Regions from separate parts of the Mus musculus genome. Here regions 1, 2, 3 and 4 are each linked to region 5. The links are chromatin loops, found by intact Hi-C in ENCODE. Cell type or tissue: heart. All regions are shown on one strand.

Evidence for each region. A loop is a pair of places that touch in the nucleus more often than their neighbours do. Peaks named below come from ENCODE experiments on the same cell type or tissue, not always from the same donor. Only the 100,000 strongest peaks of a DNase experiment are listed, where the experiment ranks them.
Region 1: a loop joins it to region 5, with 2.4 times the contacts of the local background. A loop is called at or near these places in 4 of 42 quality-filtered maps.
Region 2: it touches region 5 in a loop (3-fold over the local background); 14 of 42 quality-filtered maps call a loop at or near these places.
Region 3: a loop joins it to region 5, with 6 times the contacts of the local background. A loop is called at or near these places in 28 of 42 quality-filtered maps.
Region 4: it touches region 5 in a loop (6-fold over the local background); 28 of 42 quality-filtered maps call a loop at or near these places.

What each region holds. Positions count from the first base shown.
Region 1 is chr3:104,594,706-104,599,705 of GRCm38, reverse strand. No RefSeq gene overlaps it. Among named protein-coding and RNA genes, the nearest start is that of Gm26091, 4.1 kb to the left of the region's middle. RefSeq lists an enhancer at 1-2,771. In heart, a CTCF peak has its summit at 3,061; DNase peaks (open chromatin) are centred at 35 and 2,375; H3K27ac peaks cover 2,921 bases.
Region 2 is chr3:104,636,726-104,641,725 of GRCm38, reverse strand. It overlaps Slc16a1 (solute carrier family 16 (monocarboxylic acid transporters), member 1), which reads right to left and starts at 3,062. Exons shown (of 5, transcript NM_009196.4): 1 at 2,898-3,062. In heart, no CTCF peak of the experiment used is centred here; DNase peaks (open chromatin) are centred at 2,505 and 3,075; H3K4me3 peaks cover 4,219 bases; H3K27ac peaks cover 3,278 bases.
Region 3 is chr3:104,680,305-104,685,304 of GRCm38, reverse strand. It overlaps Gm34548 (a long non-coding RNA gene), which reads left to right and starts at 4,677. Exons shown (of 4, transcript XR_867542.1): 1 at 4,677-4,708. In heart, a CTCF peak has its summit at 2,105 (motif pointing right); no DNase peak of the experiment used is centred here.
Region 4 is chr3:104,671,563-104,676,562 of GRCm38, reverse strand. No RefSeq gene overlaps it. Among named protein-coding and RNA genes, the nearest start is that of Gm34548, 6.6 kb to the left of the region's middle. In heart, a CTCF peak has its summit at 2,125; DNase peaks (open chromatin) are centred at 912, 1,542 and 1,972; H3K4me3 peaks cover 1,604 bases; H3K27ac peaks cover 2,196 bases.
Region 5 is chr3:104,539,410-104,544,409 of GRCm38, reverse strand. No RefSeq gene overlaps it. Among named protein-coding and RNA genes, the nearest start is that of Gm34490, 13 kb to the left of the region's middle. RefSeq lists an enhancer at 1,739-3,876. In heart, CTCF peaks have their summits at 421 (motif pointing left) and 2,890 (motif pointing left); a DNase peak (open chromatin) is centred at 2,879; H3K4me3 peaks cover 955 bases; H3K27ac peaks cover 1,544 bases.

The DNA.
Region 1 (5,000 bases), 55 kb before region 5:
CACACTGTGAATGAGGAGGGCAAGACTCTCTGGCCCAGCCTGTGATTCTGAGAGGCTCCCTGACAGGGCGGCTGAGAGGTTGAGCAGACGCAATAGGAATGAACGCCTGTGCTCTTCTCTGACTGCCTATTTTGGCCATCTCTCTGCTTTGAGTCGATGCTGTGGAGGGGTCAGAGGCCTGAGCCAAGGCAAAGATATAGGAGAGGTCTGGAATCCACCTCAATGGGTAGGGCCCATTAGGACGAAAGGGAGTAGAGCGTAGGGAATGTTCAAAAACACCCAGACCCAGAAGGATCACCGAGGGGCCAAGCCTTCCCATTTAGTTAACCCTTAAGCACTGCTAGGAACGCCACGCGTTTCAGGTGTGAATGTTGGACTGAGGCAGGAAATGGTAATAAATTTTCCTATGTTGAATAAATGAACTTGGCAGTCTAGAACCCTGCTTGGTCTTCAATGAGCAGGGCAGACAGTCTGAATGCTTCTCCCAGCAAAATCAAGAGATCTCTCCCAGAAGAGGTCGTGGATCACCAAATATTTCCAGTGTTCTGTGGCCTGGAGCTCAGAATCTACCTAGGAGTCTTGGAAGAATGAGTCTCAGAAGGCAGGGTCTTGCCTGGGAAGTGGTGTCAAAGGGCTATTATAAGCTCAGCAACTCTGAAGCAGGACTGGGCTGGAGCCCCCCCCCCCTCCCCGGGCTGTATAGTGAGGCCATGCCTCAAAAAAAGAGCAAAACAAAACAACCACAGCAAGGCCTGGATCCTCACTGTATTTGCCTGTGTGGGAGCCCAGAAGTGTAGGGGAAAAAACCTGCCCCAGAGCTCACAGGCCCTATCCCTCCCTGAGGGACTATTGGCAGTTAATGGTTGCTAGAGAAGGAAGTTATTTTATTCAGTGGTGTAATCACTGGTAAATTGCCCAGTGTCTGGTACATAACCCCCCACCTATGCTCATGTGAACAGCTCTACCTAAACTGAGACTCTCTCCCTCCTGCAGCACACTCCAACAACTTGAAAGGAGGCAGGAAGGAATGGGAGAGAGGTAAAAGAGGGCAATGGTCCAGTGTGATGTTACAAGTCTGTAGTCTCAGAATTTGGGAGGCAAAGGCAGCGGCAGACAGATTTCTTTGAGTTCGAGGCCAGTCTGGTCTACAAAGTGAGTTCTGGGCCATCCAAGACTACACAGTGAGTTTAGTTCCCAGCACCCCTGACAGGCAGCTGGCAACTGCCTGTAGCTCAAACACCCTCTGCTGCCTTCTGAAGGGACCTGCATTCATGTGCACATATCCACAAGCGTGAGCATGTGTGCCCATGGGCCACCCTTCCCCAGCCCCCACCCCCCAAATTTAAGAAAAGAAAGAAAAACCAGGTGTAGTGGTACATGTCTTTAATCCTAGCAGGGGCTAGTAAATTCTGTGTTTTAGGACTGTGCTGGCTACTTTTATGTCAACTTGACACAAGCTAGGTTTTTCCAGGAAGAAGGGATCTTACTTGAGAAAATGACTCTGCAGATTGAACTATGGGAAATGTTCTTGATTGATGATTGATGTGGGAGGGCCTAGCTCCATGTGAATGTTGCCATCCTTAGGCTGGTAGTCTTAAGTCTATAAGAAAGCAGGCTGAGCAAGCCATGAAGGAGCAAGCCAGTAAGCAGCACCCTTCCATGGCTTCTGCTTCAGCTCTTGCCTCTAGGTTCCTGCCTCTAGGTTCCTGCCCTGACTTCCTGACCCGACTTCAGCCTTCAGTGTTGGACTATGACATGTTGCTTTTAGCGATAGTGTTTCGTCATAGCAGTAAAAACCCTAAGACAAGGCCAGCCTAGTCTACACAAGTTTCAGGGAATCCAGGACTACATAGTAAGGCCCTGTCTCAAAATTAAGTAAATAAGTAAGATTAATTACATAAGTAAAAATATTTCTAGAACACTGGTTAATAAGATATGAAATTGACCAAAATTTGTGAATTCATTCTGAATATAACAGATGAATTATAAAGAATTAAAAAAATAAATTAAAAGCAAATCTGCTCCTCAGAACCTACATTTTCTTCCCTGAACTCTGAGAGCTCAGGAGAGGTGAGAGGTTGCTCATGGCTTGCTCAGCCTGCTTTTTTTATAGACTTAGGTCTATAGTTTCTCTATACTATCCCCTCTGTGCAAAGTGTTATATAACATACACAGGCGGGGTTCATCCTTTCTTGCAGTAGATTCTGACATGACCTGATTCCAGGGATCTGGCCGCAGCCATTCGCCTTTAAGTTCTGGCTGCCTTAGCTAGTAGGACTTGGAGCCTTGTCTTTCAGAGGTTGTCAGCAGGAGACTCCCAGCATGCTAGAAGCTCTGCACGAAAGCAGGAGCTGCCAATGTTGCTGTAGCTGTGGGAACTGTGGCCAAGAGCCAAGAACTAGAGCCGACTCTTGCTGTGTGCAGCGACTCCCCCAGAGTTGGCACAGCCAGGGAGTCTGCAGAGCCATGTAGATCTTCCTCCAAGCGGTCTGTCTCTTCGGTAGCTACAGAAACAGTATTTGTTATCCTTTGGTTTTCAGGAGACAGGCAGAAATCTGACGGCGACAGTCTGTTTCTGAAGCTTGAGAGCCCACCCGGCAAAACCTTCAGAAATGAAAGAGTAGCTAATGTCCACCAGCCAGCCCTGGCTCTTAGGCTTCAGTCAGGATTTGAAGCCTCAAGAACTTGGAACTAACTTGCCCTTTCAAGATCAGAAAGCTGAGAGTCAGTATAGTATCCAACGTTTCACTTAGTAAAGGAAAAGCACGGCCCCGTGGGCTGCAAGGTGCTGTGTGGTATGGGGTAATAATTGACCTCAATTCACACACAGTATTCAGGACCAGGGCTGGACCCTGGAGGCTTTGGAACAGAAAGGGTCTCAGAGTGAAAACTGAGGGTTCAAGGGCTGGCAAGAAAGAGATTACCCTCACCTGCTCAGTTCTTAAGGCAGGTCAGTTGATGCCTTGGCACCAATGAGCCTGACTCTGTCATGATTTGCAGTATCCATAACTTAAAACAGACTTCCTAGAGACAAAGGAAAGGGGCTCCCTGGCTTCTGATGCCGGCTCTGCAAGCAATGACTTTGGCCACTAGGCTTCCTGAGTGCTGAACGTGTGACATGAGTGTATCAGTCCCCAGCCTTTGTGCTTCTTTCTGTATCCAAGAATAATTTTAAGAATAAACTGCTGTTGTGATTTTAAACACCAGCCTCTGGGATTTTGAATCAGCTTTAGGAAACAAATTCACTGCCTATGTGTTAGCAGATTGGATTTTGTTCTGGCTTTTTTGTTTTGTTTTGTTTTTAAACAGAGCCTGTTCTGTAATTCCAGGCTGGTCTTAAATGTATAGCAATCCTCCTGCCTCAATTTCCCAAGTGCTGGGATTACAGGTGTACGCTGCCATACCTAGTAAGGCAGACAGACTGAATTTCTAAACATATGTGGCTGAGAATAAAAACCTCACTGTGGTGAAGTCATGCCACACAAGACTTCTTGGGGGCCAGGATGACTCCTTGTCTGACTTCTAGAGACCCCCGGTACAGTGAGGGTTCCCTCAGTGTTCAAGGACCAGAAGGATATATGTTTGGGATCCTGGTCTGGGATGGGACTTTGTGCACCACCTTTTTTCTATTTTCCTTTTAAGCAAATTCCTCACTCTTTCTCTGCCTCTCCCTTCTCATCTTTGAACTGGGTATGACAAAGTGACATACTGCATGCTTATGCTAACATACTACAACACACTACATACTAACATACTACATGCTCAGCATGTACTAGTTTTCTTTTCATTTGGAGACAGAGTCTTTCTCTAAACAGCTCTGCCTGTCCTGGAACTCCCTCTGTAGACCAGGCTGGCCTTGAACCCACAGAGATCCTCCTGCCTCTGCCCCCAGAGTGTTGGGATTAAAGACCAGCACTACCGAATCTGGGCTCCATTTAATTTTTAAATTCAATTTAATTTTAGAGACAAACCTAAACTCACCTCAAAGTCCTGAGCTCAAGTGATCCTCCTGCCTCAGCCTCCCTGGTAGGGGGGACCACTACAGTTAGCTGTTTCTCTTTGTTCACTGTGCTAATAAATCTGCCCAAAGCTGAACTCTTGGCAAGAAATAGAAACAGAACTGAGAGTTAATCAGACCAAAGCTTGTGTGTTTGACTAGCAAGTTAAACTGTCTGACAGTTCAATAAATACACAGGAAAGTTTTGTTGCCTTTAAAGGAATAGATTTGGAAGGCTCTATATTAGTCCGATTTAGAAATTTGTTTTTGTTGGGGGTTACCTATGAAATCTGTGATATATAGTGGGGTTTTGTTGGGAGCCGCCCCCACATTCGCCGTTACAAGATGGCGCTGACATCCTGTGTTCTAAGTGGTAAACAAATAATCTGCGCATGTGCCAAGGGTATCTTATGACTACTTGTGCTCTGCCTTCCCCGTGACGTCAACTCGGCCGATGGGCTGCAGCCAATCAAGGAGTGACACGTCCGAGGCGAAGGAGAATGCTCCTTAAGAGGGACGGGGTTTTCGTTTTCTCTCTCTCTTGCTTTTTCGCTCTCTTGCTTTTCTCTCTCTCTTGCTTTTCTCGCTCTCTTGCTTTTCTCTCTCTCTTGCTTCTTGCTCTCTTTTCCTGAAGATGTAAGAATAAAGCTTTGCCGCAGAAGATTCTGGTCTGTGGTGTTCTTCCTGGCCGGTCGTGAGAACGCGTCTAATAACAATTGGTGCCGAATTCCGGGACGAGAAAATCCGGGACGAGAAAAAACTCCGGACTGGCGCAGGAGGGATACTTCATTCCAGAACCAGAACTGCGAATCAAGGTTATAAGGTTCCCGTAACACAGACTGTTGAGAAGGATTCAACTGCCGAATTCAGAACTCATCAGCTGGGGAACGACGGTGATAAAGGTTCCCGTAAAGCAGACTGTTGAGAAGGATTCAACTGCCGAATTCAGAACTCATCAGCTGGGGAACGGAAGTGAGAAATGGCTTTACCAGGTATGTTTGGC
Region 2 (5,000 bases), 97 kb before region 5:
AATTAGCATTTTCCATACTTAAAGTAGAGAAGGTAAAGAGGAAACAAAATAATTTCAGTTTCACCAATGAAAACAGACAAGAGGGCAGAAATGGCTTTGAATTTAATCTATGAGTTTTATACATTGGGCAGTTCTGGTGTAGTCACAGTACCTCAGGATTCCCATTGGTTAAAATGAAGATAAAAAAATTTATATTTGCTCCAGCTAGCAACTTGAACCACATTCTTAACTTCACCCGTTTCTTATCTCCAACACCTAACTAGTCCCCTACCCAAAACCTGCTTCCTTCCTTTTCTCAAGGATTCCCCTAGGTATTCATTCACATATGGTCCCACTCTAAAACCCCTCTAACCAGCTATCCCCAGAATGATACTAAAATGCAAATCTGCCCAGCCACACTAAGTTCTTTTAACTGTTCAGTCTCTTCCTGTGGCCTTACAATGACTGAAGGCACTCCACTGGCTGACATTTCTAGTCCCTCTTATTATTTTTGACCTTTCTATGTTTTAGTTTTTGATGAAATTCTTTCAGCTTCAAAAATGCCCTTTCAACCTATCACCACCTATGCCAAACTAGCTCCCACCCCTTTATCAAACTGCAGATTAAGTAGTATTTCCTCAGAGATGCAGGCATATCTAGTGTTTCCTTAAATTGAGCATTTTCTCACACCTATACAAAACAGTGTTTGTTCCCATGGTAACCTTACTTTCCCCTAAACTGTTTGCTAAGAGTACTCAACTACCTCTGCTTTCCAGCTAGACTACAAACCAAGGGTAAATACTAGAATCTTCTTTTCTGCTGAATCTTAACTTCTCTATCCACAATTTTCAGTTTTGTGTTCAAGTTCCATATTCCTAGTCCATATTCCCTAGTATGGGAAATAAAAAAAGTCAAGTAGGCATTATACGGGGACCCAGACCTTGCATGAAATGCATAATAGGAAGTTCCTGAGGCACAGTGGGAATGAAAGTTTCAAGAAGTTGGGAAAATACTAATCTAACACTATTTTTTGTCAGAGTTTATAGGTATCCAAGTTTACACCACCTTATCCCCCACCCTGCCCCCCTTAATCTGTTTAGGATTATGTAAATCGTACAGCTAAAGCTTTAAAACTCTCAAAATGCTCCTCAAACTAAGAACTTTCATATTTAACAAGGTCACAATCTGATAAACCAACAGCATCTACTTAAACCCACAATGAAATGACTGAAATACACTTAATTAAACATTTATTCTAGGACTGGGCATGGTAGCAGACGCTTTTAATTCCAGCACTGGGGAAGCAGAAGCAGATCTCTTCTGCGCTCAAGGCCAACCTGGTCAACAGAGTTCCAGGACAGCCAGGGATACACAGAGAAGCTCTGTGTCGACCCCCCCCCCCCATCTAAAGTCTTGAATTATTGGTCATTTCTTATGATACTTGGAAAGCAAAGTTGTAAAATTTAGTCATTTTTACTTTTTTTTTTTTTTTTTTGAGAAGGGTCTCACTATGTAAAGCCTATACCTCCTGCCTGTACACCTTGGATTTAATTTCCGAAAGGTTAAGGCGATGGACTGACCACTTCCTTCTCCTTTTTTCCTCTCTCTCTCTCTCTCTCTCTCTCTCTCTCTCTCTCTCACACACACACACACACACACACACATACACATCCCCGAAGACTTGGACTTAGAAGCACCATTTACCACTTAATTAAAATAAATGAATGATGAATAAATAAATTCAAGAGTCTCTTATTCAGCTGAGAAAAACAAGCAAAACACGAGAACAAAAACCCACCCTGCTTGATTTAATTCCCATCCACCCTTTCCCAAACTCTCGTACAATTACTAATCTCACACATCAGCATATACTCATTTAAAACCAAAGTAATTTTTTTTCAATGCCGACGATCAAACTTTGGAGCCTCAGGCATGGTAGGCCAGGCAGGTAGGTACTCATGCCACTGAGCAACACACCCCGAGCCTAAGCGGAATGACGCCTTAAGATTTCAAAATTAGTTATGGGTAAAAAAAAACAAAAGTAGTTTGTCACTGTGTAACTACTAGCAGTAGCCCGCCAGTTTATAATGAGCCACTGGAAAACGGGAAAAGACTGAAGTAGTAACACGTGCGTTTCCTGGTTGAGTGATCAGACGCTAGTTTTCGTAACTGCTGGTTGCACCAAAAACGCCATCATAAAGAAAAGCTAAAATGTACTCGGCAAAGGGATGTACTTGGCCCAGAAAGTGTGCTCTGACCAAATATAAGGACGTTTAAATCTGCTCCACAGGGATGCCTTGGGACCCCGTGCCCGCGGCAGACGCGCCGAAGCCACAGGTTGGACCATAAAGAGCCCCTTCCTCAAAGTTCACTCGAACCCCGTAGTCTTGTACCGGCGGTCCGCAATGCAGCTCCTCACATTCCTCACACCACTCTAGCAAGTCACCTGGTGGGACACCGATTGGCAGACCGGGGAGGCTGGGCGGGTATGCCACGAGTCCTAAGTAACTCCCGCCCCAGCAGAAGGCGGCAGGAGTGCACCACGTGAAGCGGCCTCAGGTCGTCCCTCTTCCCGACCTAAGCATCTCTCCAGGCGCCTAGAGTAGGCAGCGCTGGAAGCGTCTCCCCCAAGGTCACCGGGCACCATGACCCGACTCCCGCAGCCCGGCGGCCGCCACCTGACCACGGGCCCGCAGCTCGGCCGGGAGAGACGCTGTGCCCAGCGCCTCAAGGTCCCCTTCACCCACGCCACGTTCCGGGCCACGCGGCTCCGCGCGCCCAGGATGCCGCGTCGCTCGCCCCGACCCTTGCCCCAGGGAGGAAAGTCCCCGCGTGCCCGCGGGGCTCCGCGACCCCACCGGGGCACCAAGGGCACCGCGGATTCCGTGCCGCGCGCTGCCCGCTCAGCCCGGACTAACCGTTATGTGTGTCTCGCGGCGCCCGGAGTATGCGTGACGCGGCGGCGCGGGCCGCAGTTCCTCGGAGCCGGGGGGGTCCCGCTCGTGTCCCCTGCCCGCCGCCGGGCTCCTTGGCTGCTGCACCTACACGACCGACCAGTCACGTCGCAGCTCGCCACTTTGTCTGGCGGGGCAGGCGCGGCTGCCTTATAACCCGCGGGGGCCGGAGCATGCGCACAGGGGGTGGAGTCGGCCTTCCCGGCCGCCGCCCCCTCCCTGCCATACATACTCCCAGCTCGGCATCTCGCGCCTCCACACGCTGCGGGCTGCGCGTGCCCGCTCGCTCGCTCGGGCGCGCGCGCCGGCGCCCCCCTTCCCGCCACGTGACCCGGCGCCGCGGCCCGGAGACCCCGCACATCCTTATCAGCGCTCTGAGGGGGTAGCTTCTTTTGGCGCGTGCCGGGGACGCCATCGTGGGCCTCACCCCTCAGGCTCTGGAGGAGAAAAGGGGAAAAAAAAACTGCCCTGAGGGCGGACCCTGAGGTGCAGAGGGCGAAGGCGATGGACCGTCGGAGTCCGGGGACTGAACAGCATTTTGAATGGACGGACACTGGTAGACTCCGATGTGGGCCTGGAACCCGGGCTCGGGGACCCTGGGAAGTTGCTGGAACCCTCCGGGCCTGTTTCCTTGCGCTACATCAGCCACTATGGAGGCGTTAGGAAGTTTAATGTGCGATTTTACGCAAGTATCTCGTCACAGAGCCTGACCTGTGGCATTTGATGAACGCTTAGTTTAAGGACAAGCCGGTCAGGAGAAACTGGCCCCGGGGCAGAGAGTGTGTACGTTGGAAACGCTGATATGAGCATGCTCTTAGGCCAGAAGTTTATGAACACTGGATTTGGGGGACGGGTCGGGATTATGGCTAGTGGGATTAGGACAGTTGCATGCTAAGTAAGCACTGTACCAGAATTATCTTGTATGATCTTCACAACCGTATTAGGTGCCAAGAAGATCTTGTAACTAAGGAACCCCGGGCTTCACGAGGTTAACTGGCAGAAGTCACCAGGCTAGGAAGTCGCCAACATTTAAAGTCAAAGCCACAGAGCCTGGTGTCACAAGAGCCATTTTCGGTTCTTCACCAAGCCCAGATTCCAAAGTGTCTTGAAGTGGTAAACTAGTGAGTACTCTTGATGGCCAGGACCCTTGATATTTTTATTATTACGAGATGGGTATTTGGTTGGTTGTTTTTGATTTCTTGTTTTTTTTTTTTTTTTTTTTTTTTTTTTTTGAGATAGCCTCGTGTGTGTGTATAGCTCCACCTGGCCTGGAACTCATCATGTAGATCAGGCTGGCTTCGAACTAAGAGAGCAAACATGAAAAAAAAAAAAAAATCAACCCGCCTCTGTCTCCCTACCGCTAAGATTATTTGTTTAATTTTGTGTTTTGAGACATGGCCTTATTATGTATTCTCTTGGCTGGCCTGAAACTTGTAACGTTGATTAGACTGGCCTCAAACTCAAGAGATCCGCCTGGTTTTGCTTCAGTGCTGCTATTAAAGGCATGTGCTCCATCACACCCAGTGAGAATATTTTTTAAAGTCAGGCCTTCTGGCTTCCAAGGCTCTTACTGCATACCAAGATCCTGCCCTCCCCGCCATTTGCTCTTCGACCTCTCCCTACCTACACTGGTTTTCCTAATCCTCCGAAATAGGCCCTCTACTTAGTTTTGTGGATGAAGAACCAGAGATTGAAAAGAGGCCCTGTGTGCCCCAGCACTCAGGAGGCAGAGGCAGGCAGATTTCTGAGTTCGAGGCCAGCCTGGTCTGCAAAGTGAGTTCCAGGACAGCCAGGGCTATACAGAGAAACCCTGTCTCGAAAAACAAAACAAAAAACCAAAGAGGCCCTGTGTGCCTTCAGCTCCCCTCTGCCTCCTTTCAGTATGAAGAGTTCATACTAGGAACTCTTAGTAGGATCCAGTTTGAAATCCACCAAGTGCTGCTTATGAGCAATATTTTGTCTTTTACATCTGATAAATACATAGAAGGGAAAAGCTCTTCAGGTCTTTAGGGTGGTTGGAACTTAAAACAGTAGTGGTTTAGGGTTGTTAGGATAAGACATTCAGTG
Region 3 (5,000 bases), 140 kb before region 5:
CCGGATGCTTAATGACTCTTACACAAAACAGAGGAATGCAAACATAAAGACTGGCAGGAACTAGGCAATAAAACAACTGAGACAAAGTCAGCTCTATCTAAGGTCAGCTATATTCTTAGGAGCCAGGTGTGAGGTCTTTACACTCCCGGGGAAAGGGCTTTCACGACTAAGTCTTGGTTCTAATTAGGGAGTTCTGCTCTAGCTAACCTTCTCATGAATAGTGCAATACTCTAGCTCCTCCTTACCACAGCCCAATCTACTTCCTAAACCATTGTAAATTCCTATATATGGGAGTGATTTGACTGTTATTCTAAGTGATTATGTGGGGGACTTTCTTCTACTAAGTAATGGAGTCTGCCATACATAACTATAATAAGAATTCTAAACTTACTTTGCTAAGCTTGCCCTGAGATTTCTTATTTATTTATTTATTTATTTATTCATTATATTTATATGAGTACACTCTAGCTGTTTTCAAACGTACCAGAAGAGGACATCAGATCCCAATACAGATGGTTGTGAGCCACCATGTGGTTGCTGGGATTTGAACTCAGGACCTCTGGAAGAGCAGTCAGTGCTCTTAACCACTGAGCCATCTCTCCAGCTCCCGAGATTTCTAACTCTATGTAGTAGATACTAATGCCTGATTTCTTTCACTATCTCTCTTACAATACTAGAGGCAATTCTGAATGTTACTGAATAATAGGTAACATTCTTACTAAATTCCAAGACCAGGGTCGGCTCAAGGACTACCTAGGGCATTGGTGAAGGCCAGGAAGCAAAGTTCAACTTTGTTTAGATATTTGGCAAGTCATTGCTTGGAGACACCTATAATAAAACAATACTGAAAGAAAGCACACAGATCCATTCACTGACTAACGCAAGGACAAGTTTGGAGCATTCGTGCTATGAGATGCCACGGTTCCAGGAGACTAAGTTTCCATGAACTTTTCATCTTGGGACAGCGCCCAAGCTTTTAGGCCTGTCACTCGAGTCACTACTGGAGTGGATGTGGCAGGGAAGGGCTAAAGAAAGGCTCAGTGGTTAAGAACACTAGCTGATCTTCCAGAGGACCAGGGTTCAATTCCCAGTACCTGCATGGCAGCTCACAACTGTCTGTAATTCTAGTTCCGGGCATTTGACACCCTCACACAGACATATATGCATACAAAACACCAATGCACAAAAATCCTTAAAAAAATAAAGTCTCTGACATACCTACCCAAACAGCAGGAGACAGACAGTGGTGGGAAAGAGAAGACCAAGCCCACAGCGCCTGTTTCCCGTCTGAGCTGGTCAGGAGATTCTATCCTCAGGCCTCACGTGCTCTACACAGGAGAGTATGGCCAAGCTAAGTCTCCTTATCTACCGTGCTCAGGAGAGTAGAGGTGAGGTGAGAGGAGAGGTTTGTAGAGGTCCTACCGTGATTTGAGAAAATGTGTTGGGGGCCAATTTCTGGGCCCTCCATGGCCGAAGAAAAAAGCAGGCTCTCACAAATTGCCCCCTCTCCCACATGTTTGCACATACAAAATAAATAAGTTATGTGTAATCAATATTAAAGGAGGATCAAAAGGTGTGATGCGTATCCTTAACCTCTGCATTGGAGATGCAGAGGCAGGCAGATCTCTGTAAATTCAAGGACAGCTTGGGCTACTTAGCCAGTTCCAGGTAAACTAGGGCTACATAGTAAGACCCTGTCTCAAGAAAACAAAACAAAACAAAAATAGACAACAAAAAATTTAAAAGAAGATGTTGGGGTAGGATGGGGCTCAGTGGTGATGAGATCCCTTAGCCTATGAACGGTCTTGGGCTCAAATCCTGGCAACGCGTACATCCAGAAATTATTTGATATTCTTCCTTGAGGCTATAAAACCTAAATCAGTTCCTTGAGTACGGGTCAATTACGTGATTCACTTCTAACAAATAGAAGCTGGAAGCAGCGCTGCATATGTGAGTAGCCTGTAAGGCAGCACAGCATCCCCTAGTGTAGCCACACTCTCTCCTGGGTCCTTCACTCTGAGGGAAGCCACTGCCCTTTCTGAGATATTGCAGAAACCCCTGGGAGAAATGAGACCCAAAGCCAACTTTGTGATGTAAATTTAGGACATGAACAGCAGGTGGCAGTAGCACACAGCGCACACTAGATAGACAAGCTTCTCAATGGACTACACCCTGAGGAAGACTGCAGCCCAGAGACCCTGTTCAGAAGCAGAGGAATGCCTAGGCGACAGAGGTCTTCAGATGGCCAGATGTGATGGCTGATCTTCCATGTCTGCTGGGCTGGGTGTAGAATCATAAGGATACACCTCTATGCGTGTCTACACAGACATTTTCAGACAGGGCTAAAAAAGCAGGGAAGAGCTGGCCTAAATGTGAATAGCACTATCTCAGGATGGGGTGGGGATGGAGATGGGGGCAGGGAAGGGGGAAATGAGGTGTGTGTGTGTGTGGGGGGGATTCCAGCTGAGCACCAGCACTAATCTCTCCTACTGTGGATGCAAATCCTGCCCCCACCAGGTACACTGTATCCTTACTGTGAGCCAGAACAGACCTCTCCTTCCTTAGATTGCCTTACTCCAGTGCTTTGTCACAGTAACGAGAAAAACAAAACACCATAATATATGCAATATGCGAAGCAACAAGTCTCTAAGTGATTACAAGTTGACTTGTCTGAACTCTAAAGCAATTGACTATAAAGATATTTGAGTTTGAGCCGGGTATGATGATGGTACACACCTATAATCCCAGCACTCAGGAGACAAAGGTAGTCTGATCTTTGTAAGTTTAAGTCCATTCTGGTCTACATGTGGAGTTTCAGGACAGCCAGGGCTACCTATATAAAGAGAACCTGTCTCAAAACAGTGAAACAAAGTGAATAAAAATATTGAGTGCTGGAGAGATGGCTCAGAGGTTAAGAGCACTGACCGCTCTTCCAGCGGTCCTGAGTTCAATTCCCAGAAACCACATGGTGACTCACAACCATCTTTTAAAGAGATCTGATACCTTTTTCTGGTGTGTCTGAAGATAGCTATCGTGTACTCACATACATAAAATTAATTTTTAAAAATCTTTAAAAACATTTTTTTAAAAAAAAACCCAAAACACACGTTTGAGTTTATGCCAGGTAATGGTGGCACACACCTTTAATCCCAGCACTTGGGAGGCAGAGGCAGGCAGATTTCTGAGTTCGAGGCCAGCCTGGTCTACAAAGTGAGTTCCAGGACAGCCAGGATGATACAGAGAAACCCTGTCTCAAAACAAAACAAAAACCCCGCACGCACGCACGCGCGCACGCACGCGCACACACACACACACACACACACACACACACACACTTTCTTACTTGAGTTTGGACCTGACAAGATAGGCCAAAGTTCCCATAGGAGGCACGTGGGCTCACTTGGACCCTCAGGTTAACTGACAGTGACATGAAAGCCTGGCATCCCTGCTGCCTGCCTGCATCCCTGCTGCCTGGCATCACTGCTTATTCATTTTGACTGCCCCCCCCTTTAGTCATCTGCTTACCTCTGCACATGGATGGGCATGGGAGTCACTCCAGGAGAGTCTACCTAAAAGCCTGGCCATCTCATTCTTCAAGACCAAAGTAACAAAGGTAAGAGTAACTAAAGCAGCTTACTGCCAGCCTTCCTGACACCTTCTTCCAGGTCTCTAGTCATTATCTTAAACTGGAGTCACCTGGATTCCAGGACCAGCAGAGCCTCACAGGACAGACCATCCCTCAGATAAGAGGAATTGTCCACAATGGTGAGGCTGCCCTCTGCAACGGGGATAATACTTATCTTCTAGGAATCAACAGGGATAATAATTATCTTCTAGGAACCAGTTTGCTCCCCTGAAGCAATAAGGACACCTTCAAGTCACTATGCAGAACTATAACCAAAGTGCTGATAAGCAGACCACAGTTTTGAGGCAGACAAGCATAGGGATTGTTTAGCAATCTGGGACTCCACTTGACTTGGGCTATCTGCCCACCACCCTCCTAACACTGCACCTAGCAACCTGCATAACACTGCACCTAGCAACCTGCATCACACTGCACTCACAACCCCTCCAGACATCCCTTAGCAACCTCTTGGTTGCTTTCTTTATGTCAAACGCATCCTGCAGCAGCACAGCCAGTAACTTGAAGCATGGACCTGAACCAGCCCGAACTGGTTTGGAGTGCTTGCACACTAAGGCACACTGAGAGAACTTTTAGAGAAAAATCTCCTGTTACCAAGCTGTGGGAAGCCACATGTGCCGTTGCAGGGTGGCACTGGCTACCGCTGGCCACCACACATACATAGGCAGTAAAGTTTTTTTGCCAAGATGAGGTTTAACTAAAATTAACCAATCAGATGAGAGACAAGTTAACCAATCAGAAGAGAGACAAGTTAACCAATCAGATGAGAGACAAGTTAACCAATCAGAAGAGAGACAAGTTAACCAATCAGATGAGAGACAAGTTAACCAATCAGATGAGAGACAAGTTAACCAATCAGACGAGAAAGAAGTTAACCAATCAGATGTAGGCATGCAAATGAGGTGGTAAGCATAACCCAAGCACAACCAATCCAGGTGTGAGACACGCCTCTCCTAGGCCTATATAAGCAGCACCAGTTCTGGGCTTGGGGTCTCTTCGCCTCTGCAATCAAGCTCTCCCAATAAATGTGTGCAGAAGGATCCTGTTGCAGCATTGTTCTTACTGGTGAGTCAGGGTGCGCGCAAGACCAAGCCATGCCTATACATGACTGACTGTACATGTAATTGAAATCAGATAGATGCATTGCCATGGCCACACACAACTTTAATTCTGGCACTCAGAAGGCAGAGGCAGGGGGATCTCTTGAGTTTGAAGCCAACTGGGCCTATATAGTGAGATCTAGGTCAGGCTACATAGTCTGCTTAGTCTATGTAGTTTGCCTCCTAGACAAACAAAAAGTAAGTAAATAAATGACATCAGATGCATCATGGGGGGAAAAACACACACGTTGAAGAAA
Region 4 (5,000 bases), 130 kb before region 5:
CTGGAGGTAAAGGTAGGTAGATCTCTGTTAGTTCCAAGCTGGCCAGGGCTGCTGCATCGTGAGACCATCTCAAAAACAAAAACAAAAACAAAAAAACAACAAAAACTCACATAGAAGCCGGGCGTGGTGGCGCATGCCTTTAATCCCAGCACTCGGGAGGCAGAGGCAGGCGGATTTCTGAGTTCAAGGCCAGCCTGGTATACAAAGTGAGTTCCAGGACAGCCAGGGCTATACAGAGAAACCCTTTCTCAAAAAACAAAAAGACAAAACAAACAAACCAACAAACAAAAAACAAAAAAACCTCACAAAGATAGGTTAACTGGGCTTGTACAGGTTAGCCCAAAGGGGATTTCCTATTCATAACAGCTAAACTGGCTTACTTGGAATTACAGCTATTTCTCTTTTTGCCATCATCATCATCGTCACTATCATCAGTGAAGGTTGGTAAACAACCTGGTTTTGGCTCCACTAAGCATGATTGACTTATCTTTGCCTTAGCTATGTGCCCAGTACCAATAGCCTCCCATAAATCTTAACGCTTGAAAGTCAGCTCGCATTCCCTCCGGTGGATAAATTGTCAAAGCCCAGTTGATGATGGGTGACTCTGGTTTTCTTGCGAACTTACTCTGGTTTTGTAATTTTGTTTTTGTTTTCCTTTCTTTCACTTCCTAGACGAAGCCCTTTCAGAGTGGGCAGGGAGACAGACACATGAGGAAATTCACTTCAGCAGGGCATCTGCTAAGCGTGGCAGGATTCCTGCTCCAGACTCTCAAAGCCTCCTATTAATGGAAAGAGCAGGTTAACCTGGTCTGACCGACAGGAAGCCACCGTACAGGAATAGGTGGAGTTCTGACATCCGGTGGGGACAGCTGGGGGGAGCGGATGGGGGAGGGGACACCTAGGTGTGCCAGGGGAGCCGAGGTAAAGCTAAGGTCCAGGGGGCCAGCGTGCTGGGTGGCTATGGGCCACACGAGGGCGCCGCACACTGCCACGTAAGGGCCTGAACTGTCTCTACGGAGCTATGTCGGAGAAAAGGCTTTGATGGGAAAGAGGGTGGGCGGAGACCATCCTGGGTGTCCAGCGACGGGCCCCTCTCTTGTTCCTTGAAGGTCGGCGTGAGGTCTCCCTGGACTTGGAACAGCCGCTGTTCAGGTCCTGAGGAATTAACGCCTCTGTAGATCAGGTCCAGCTGTGTGTAGGAGGGAGGATGTTTGCGGTCACTGGGGTGTGTTGTGTTAGGAATGACCGCAGTACTGGGGTGTGAGGGTGGGTGCGTGGATTTCTCCAGAGGTGTAGGTGGGAGGGAGTAGACAGTTTCTACTCCCAGGGGGCTGGCGCTAGTGTCTTCTAGGAGCAGCACTTAAGGCAAGATGTAGACCCCATTAGAATCAGACGATCTTCCCATCAGAGGAAGTCCCCCATTTGGAAACAGTCAGGATGAATGGTTGCTTTAGCTTGGCCAAGCTGCTGGGGTAAACGCCTCAAGCAGAAGCTGCATCAAAGCCTGGAGCCTGTCCAGCCATGCAGCTCAAGCACCCGGTGTCACCGAGATTTGTCCAGGGGGCACAGTGGAGATCTTGTGACCCAGGAAATAGCACTGGTCTTAGTTTAGATCAGGACATTTCCCCCTGAAAGCTGCGTGGGACAGTGGCTTGGAGCCCAGATTGGGGGGGGGGGGGAGGGATGGGAGGGGCAGCTGGAGGCTTCTGCCCACTCTCACCTTTGTCACCCAATAGCTACTTCACATGAGTCAGCTCTGCAGGCTGTACCCTGGCCTGAAGGCTCAGCCTGGGATTTGAAGGCATTAGAGTTGGTAGAAATTAACCCCCAGGATGTGAGCTTCGGGCTCGTAGGCTGAGGCTCTAGCAAGGGAAGAGGACATCCTGAGGACTGGGTGTAAGCAAGCAGAAACACGGGGAGCCTAGGCAATGCCCAGGAGGACTGCAATGGGCCAGGGAACACCAGGAAGGGTCAGTGTGAACCCAGGACTCTTGAGAACTCCAGTCGCTTCCTCTCTGCGGATCCAGACACCTCTACCATCCAGCCCCGCCCAGGCAGCTGCAATTCCTCAGCCAAATGACCCGAGACAAGAGTAAGAGGAAAACAGCTTTCTGAGCCTGCCTCTAGGGGAAAGAAGGACTATAAGAAGCAGGGATCCAGGACACAAGGTCACCGGGAAGCAGTCATGAATGTCAGGCGTGAAGGGGTGGAGATTTCAGGTCAGGGAGCTAAGGGTACACAGCTCAGTGACAGCATTTGCTTAAGAGGCCCTGGCGACAGGGTTCAGGCCTCACTACTGGAAAAAAGATTTTTCTTAGCTTATGCACAAATGGTCACGTGACATTGATAAGCAAGAGTGACTTAACCCAACACAACTCCAGTTTCACCAGCTGCAAAACTACCCTGAGGTGTTTGCAAATTTAGGAGTAAGGTAGGTAAAGGCATGCCCGTCAGGGCATGGTGATGATGGCTCACACCAGTAATCCCAGCACTTGAGAGGGTAAGGTAGAACCAATGTGGGTTTGAGACCAGCCTAACTACAGAGTTAGTTCCAGGTTTGCCTGGGCTAAGGGGAGACTGTAAACAAATAAAAAACAAAACAAAACAAAACAAAAATTTTATTGTCTTTCAACCCTAGGGGTGTCTGAGCCTTTCTCCTTCCTAACAAGTTGGCCTGGGCTCCAGACAGCAGACCTATAATTTGCCTGCACAAGTGTGATAAGAGGTCAATATTAATCTGGGTGTGGTGGTGCACACCCCAAGTCCCTGCCACTCAGGAGGTAGAAACAAGAGCCCAGAGGTTTGAAGGCCATCCAGGCAACATACTGAGACTCTGAAGAAGAGAGCGGACAGAAAAGAAAACTTTGAGAATAAGTGTAAGCCAGGTGTGGTGTCACATGCCTATACTCTCAACACTCCCAAGACTGAGGCAGGAGGGAATGTCTAATCTAAGAGAAGCCTGGGCTACACAGTTGGATCAAATAAACAAAACCCTCTCAAAAGACAAACAAATACCAGCGGAAGGATTCAGCAGGCAAACTCACTTGGTGCCAAGCCAACCCAGATGTGTAAGGTAGAAGAAAACTAACATAGAGTGTTCTCTGACCTCCACAAGAGCACACACACACTTACACAAACACACACTTAAGTAAATGTAATCAATTTTAAAAGAAATAAAACACTGGCCTAGTGGGAGGCTAGGAAGTTGGAGACTAGAGGAAGTACAAAGGCTGCCTGGATGGCAGAGTTCAGTTCAACCTGAGTAACTTAGCAACACATTATCTACATAAAAACCAAAGGATTAGGCTGGAGAGATGGCTCAGTGGGTAAGACTGCTCTTCCAGAGGTCCTGAATTCAATTCCCAGCAATCACATGGTGGCTCACAACCATCTGTAATGGGATCCGAAGCCCTCTTCTGGTGTGTCTGAAGACAGCAACAGTGTACTCACATACATAAAATAAATAAATCTTTAAAAACAAAAAGGATTTTTTTTGTTGTTGTTTTTGTTTTTGTTTTTTCAAGACAGGGTTTCTCTGTGTAGTTCTGGCTGTCCTGGAACTCACTCTGTAGACCAGGCTGGCCTCAAACTCAGAAATCCTCGTGCCTCTGCCTCCCAAGTGCTGGGATTAAAGGCGTGTGCCACCACTGTCCGGCTAATAAAGGATCTTAATTTTAATTTATGTGTATATCTAAGAAGGGGTCAAAAGAGGACACAAGATCTCCTGGAACAGAAGTGACAGGTGCTTGTGAGCTGGACATGGGTACTGGGAACTGAACTTGGGTCCTCTGTAAGAATCACTGAGCCATCCTTAGAGCTTCTCAAAAAATAAAAGCCTGGTGGTGGTGGTGCATGCCTTCGATTCCAGGACTTGAGAGGTAGAGGCAGGTAAATCTCTGTGAGTTTGAGGTCAGTCTGATCAACAAATTGAGTTCCAGGGTAGCCAGGGATACACAGAGAAACCCTCTCAAACAAACAAGCAAACAATTTAAAAGATGTAAAGGCCCAGAAATACACCTCCATTATAGAACACTTGCCTAGCATGTGTGAAGTCCCAGGTTCCATTCCCAGCACTGCAAAAGATAAATAAACAAAACAGTTTACTGTAACTTAGCTGGAAGTACAGCTTCGTGGTAGATGCTCAAGGCTTTGGGTTCAATTCTAGCAATAAAGATTAAAAGTTAAAAAAGAAGTTACTATAGTATCCTGGCAGTGGAAGGGTCTTCTTATCTCTGTGTTAATTGGAGGCCTCTAGGGAGAATGCCTGGGTTTGTAGGAGTGGATTTAATGGCTTGAAGCTGGGTTGAGGAAGTGAAGGGTCACGTGGGATGTTCCCCTTGTGGGTCTAACAGGAGGGCCATAGGACAGCAGGCTTTCTGATCAGGAAGAGGCTGCGTGCTTCCTGTTAATAGTGGGCTTTGGGGTGACCGTCAGTATTCCCAACATGGCTGTGAAAAACTAGGGTCTTTTTAAAAAGAGGGCCTGACTATTGGCCAAAGGTTCACAGTTTTCCTCTCCCCTGCTAACCCCATCTCCCGACTCTGCTTCAGTGTGCTCAGCAGAACTCCACTTGGTGAATCTGGAGAGAAGTCTCTAAGGGCTCCTGGCACGGAATGGGCACTTCCTCATGGTTGGTGGAATTGAATTGCATGCAGGTCATAGAGTGGAGGAGAGAGAAGAGGCTTTCTGCGAGCCCAGTCCGAGACGGGGAGATGCGAGTGGGCACCTCCCTAGGATCAAGTGCCAGGAGTAGATGGGGGCCCCACCCTATCGGGTGGCACCTGCTGCAGAAACTGGCAGGCGCCTTGGGTTCCTCCCAGCCCCCACCTCTCACCCCTGCTGCTCAGCCTCCTCTAAACCTCCTTAGGTTCCCTCTGCCTTCCTCTCCACCCCCATCCTCCTCTAGACTGCCATTATTTCCAGACCAGATGGCCCAATTTGAAATGAAATCTTGCATGCAGTCCTGCCTTCTTCCAGTCTGGTGCACAAACTACATCAAA
Region 5 (5,000 bases):
GGTATCACATTTCCTCATCTGTTTATCTTAGATGGCATCCATTTCTTGGCTATGGTAAAGTGTGTTCTCCTGTAATTTCACTCCCTGTGGATGTATATCCAGTACTGATGGATCACGTGATAGCTCTAGTTTTGTCTTTTCGAGGAACACCAGGTTGTTTTCCCTAACGGTTGTGACAGTTGACACTCTTACCTGCAGTGTCGAATGTTCTCTCCTGCCCACAGTCTCACCAGCCCCCATGTGAGAATGGCAGTTCTTTCTGGGGAAGGTGTATATCACTGTGGTTTGCTTTACATCTTCCCAGTGTCCAGTGATCCTGAATATCTGTACTGCATCCACTGGTTGTACCTGTATGTGGCTCTGAGTTGTCCAGCTTAGCAGAGTCCTGCATGCCCTCTGCTGTCTATGAAAGGCTATAGACCACAGAGACACTAATCTCTCAGGCTTGAGGTTTTGTTCTGGGTCAGCCACCAGGAGCCACCCAGAGTCAAAGCAGGGAGTTTTTTTTTTTGTTTTTTTTTTAAGATATATTTATTTCATGTATATGAGTACGCTGTCGCTGTCTTCAGACACACCAGAAGAGGGCATCGGATCCCATTACAGATGACTGTGAGCCACCATGTGGTTGCTGGGAATTGACCACAGGACTTCTGGAAAGCAGTCAGTGCTCTCAACTGCTGAGCCATCTCTCCAGCCCCCAATCTCTGAATTCTTTTTTTTTTTTTTTTTTTTTTTTTTCCATTTTTTATTAGGTATTTAGCTCATTTACATTTCCAATGCTATACCAAAAGTCCCCCTTACCCACCCACCCCCACTCCCCTACCCACCCACTCCCCCCCTTTGGCCCTGGCGTTCCCCTGTACCGGGGCACACAAAGTCTGCGTGTCCAATGGGCCTCTCTTTCCAGTGATGGCCGACTAGGCCATCTTTTGATACATATGCAGCTAGAGTCAAGAGCTCAGGGGTCAATCTCTGAATTCTTAATCCTCCTCCTTCCACTTCCAAATGATATTACGAGTATGTGTCCTCTTACTCTGTTTAGACAATGTTTTTCTTTATATATATATCTTATTTTCATTTTTGTTTGTTTGTTTTTCGAGACAGGGTTTCTCTGTATAGCTCTGGCTGTCCTGGAACTCACTCTGTAGACCAGGCTGGCCTCGAACTCAGAAATCTGCCTGCCTCTGCCTCCTGAGTGCTGGGATTAAAGGCGTGCGCCACCATGCCCGGCAACTTATTTTCATTTTATGTACACTGGTATTCTGCCTGTGTGTATGTCTGTGTGAGGATGTCAGATTTCCTGGAACTGGAGTTACAGACAGTTGTGAGCTGCCACGTGGGTACTGGGAATTGAATCGGGCTCCTTTGGTTAAGAACAGCCAGTGCTCTTAACTACTGAGCCATCTCTTCAGCCTCATGAGAAAATGATTTTAATGTGCCCTCTCACTGTCTGCAAGGGACAAATATCAACCCTTAAACCTCATTTACAAGGGTTCTTCCCTGGTGACCCAACTGCCTCCCAATAGCCCCCCCCCCCCTTGGTCGGGTGGTAGAAGGTTTGCTTAGGTTCATGAGGTCTTGGATTTGATCCCCAGCACCAAAAAAAAAAAAAACAGCTAACCAACCAACCAAACAAACAACCAACCAAACAACCAAAAAAAAGGCTCACTCTCTTTGTCCTTCTCTCCTTCACACACACACACACACACACACACACACACACACACAGAGAGAGAGACACACCACCACCACTTTGAGAATATGTCTAGCTGAGGACTCCTTGCTGGCCTGGCATTCTAGTTCTGGGCTGGAGGCATTGGTGCTGGCCTGGCTTACCCTTTTTGGGAGGTACTCCCTCTTAACAGTATCACATGGGGGTTAATATGTAGGCCATAATACTTTTCTGTCTTTTATCTCTCAGCAGTAAACAGAAGGAATTCTCTTTAAGTGACTGAAAGGACTTTTGGTGTCTTGAGGACAAGGGCTCATTCCACACAGGACTCTGCCACCCTGGAGGTCCTGGATCTGGAGAGTGCTAAACAAGGACAGCTGGGCTCAGGAATAATTCTTTATTTTAATATGGAGGAGAAGCCATCTCTGCTCAGGGGTGAAGGAGAGGCCGACTCTGATTCTCCAGCCAGCGGATGAAAGAAGCAGTCAGTGGAGAAGCAGCCTATTATCTGGACTCAGCCCCCCTCCAAACAATGCTTTTGTTGACACATTCTCAGCTCCTTTCCAGGGAGGGAGTTGGCTGATCTATGAAGTCTTCTAGCTTGGAGTCAGAAGGATCTGGGGGGGGGGGGGGGTGTCATCTCACCAGAATGTTGCCCCTGACCCAAACTGCAGTCTACTCCTATCTCTGCATTGGAATTCATAAACGCCGCTCCAAACCCCACCTTGTGCTCCCTCGGAATACCTTGGAAAAGGCAAGAATGCAAACGCCTGGCCCCGTCCAGGCTGTTAAAACAGAATTCCAGGGTGAGGCCCAGGAAGCTGTGTTTTAACAAGTCCTGCAGGGGATAATTAGGTATGCTGAGGTTTGGGAGATGGGGTGGGGGATGGAGAGAGAGAGAGAAACTCTTGCAGCTGTTAATGCCGGTCACTTTCCTACGGTTTTCCCTCAGCAGGCCCTGGGGTTTGTTTTTTTCTCCACTGTGGACCCCGTTCATTTTCCGCTGCTGTGGACTGAGGGGGACGCAGCAAGGGAAGTGGGAGGGAGGGGAAAGGGGTCAGCCAAGACAGTAGCGCCTTCTGGAATGGAAAGGCAAAGGCTTCGTGACAATGTCCCTTTGTCACTTTATGTTGATGGAACTGCAAGTCATTAGCAAGCCCAGGGGTTCGACTCGGTCATTCTTCGGGGCCAGATCGCCCTCTGCTGCCCACCGGTAAATGACACTCTAGGACGCCAAGGAAAAGAGGAAGAGCAGTAGAGGGAGAGGAGAGGACAAGACCAAAAAGGTCACTAGGTCACCAATTCAGGATGTAACAAAATCATGGTAAAGTAGCGTTTGCTGGGAAGATTTAGCCAATGCAGTGGGTGTTTCCAGGGCACAGCCAGCAAACAGCAGAGTTCTGCCAAGAGCCCCACTATTCCCATGATTCCAAGCTCCACACTTGATTTGGTTCTGCAACCGCTTTCCCCTTTAGCTCACCCTTACCTCACCTTGGACAGTCAGGATGTTTAATAAAATAGGGAGACAGAAGAAGAAAAGTGATAAAAATTTTTGGTGTGCAGTCATTTATAGGCTTTAGTCAAGACTCAGCGTCCCCCTCCTGCCCCCAATCTTCCTTTCTCAGCCTCTCTTTGTTTTTTTTTTTTTTTTTTTTTCGTCCCGGGAAAGCACCAGGTCTTTCAGCCTTTCTTTTCCTGCCAGGGAACTCTTGCCCCACAGCTGTGGAGTCAGCTTTTCTTTCCAACTTTATTGCCCCACTTTATTGCTGTTGGGAATGAAGGTTCATGTAGGTCATTGGTTGAAAGAGCAAGGATTTCTTCCCAGCATAAAAGCTCAGGCTAGCAGTAGCTCCTGCCAGCCATGAGCAATGACCCATTTCCTCCAGTCTCTGACTGTACGGATCTCCAGAGTGCCTCAGCTCTCAGTACCCAAGTCCAGGTTTCCGTAGCAGATTCAGCTCCTGCCCAGGAGCCCCTTTCCTGGTCAGGTGTGGGAAATTATTTAAACGGTTGCAAAAGGTTTGGGGTGAAAGTGGGCCAGAAATGTGGGAGGTGGACGGGGGTGGGGGTGAAGGTTCAGGTAGGGAGGAGGCAAGAGTTCCAGCCAAATCCTACAGAACGTTCTGATGTCATGAAACACTTGAACTCTGCCCCTAACCGCCTGTAAATCGGATGAGTATGTGTGGTTGAAGCCAAGCCTTTCAACCCAAACATTTTAGATAAAACTCAGACCACATCTCTGCATCACTATTTTTTGTTTGTTTGTCTGTTTGTTTGTTTGTGTTTAGTTGTCTTTTTTGAGACAGTGTCTCACTATGTAGTCCTGGCTGACCTGGAATACTCTATGTAGACCAGAGTGGCCAGGAACTCATAGAGATTTGCCTGCTTCTGCCTCCTAAGTGCAGAGGTTAAATGCATGCAGCAGCATACTAGGTACATTTTTGCATGTTTAGATGTTTGGACTTGTATAGTTTTATATTTATGACCCCAAATATATGCCAGTAATCTATGTAAAAATCAAAGCATGCTGGACATTGTGGCAATCTCTGTGCTTGGGAGGCAGAGGATTTGAGACCTAAATTTGAGACCACCTTGGTCTACATAGTAGCAAGTTCCAGTTAGGGTTGCAGAATAAGACTCAGAGGGAGGGATCATCATCACCATCATCACCATCACCATCATCATCATCGATGAGTGTGCTGGCTGGCTTTATGTCAACTTGACACAACAGTCATCTGAGAGGAGGGAACCTCACTGAGAAATTGCCTCCATAAGATTGGTTGTAGGGCCAGGCATGGTGGCGCACACCTTTAATCCCAGCACTTGTGAGGCAGAGGCAGGCAGATTTCTGAGTTCGAGGCCAGCCTTGTCTACAGTGTGAGTTCCAGGACAGCCAAGGCTACACAGAGAAACCCTGTCTCGAAAGAACCAAAAAAAAAAAAAAAAAAAAAAAAAAAAAGATTTGTTGTAGGGCATTTTCTCAATTGGTGATTGACGGGGGAGGACCTGGCCCATTTTGAGTGGTTTCATTCCTGGGCTGGTGATCCTGGGTTTTATAAGAAAGCAGGCACACACCTTTCATCCCAGCACTTGGGAGGCAGGGGTAGGTAGATGTAAGGGTTCAAGGTTAGCCAGATCTATATAAGTTTCAGGACAGCCAGGGGTACACAGAGAAACTCTGTTTCACCCCCCCCCCCCCAAATAAATGAATGAATGAGTGGAAGGAAGGAAGGAAGGAAGGAAGGAAGGAAGGGAGGGAGGAAGGAAGGAAGGAAAGAAGGAGGGAAGGAAGAAAGGAGGAAAGGAAGGAGGGAAGGAAGGAAGGAAG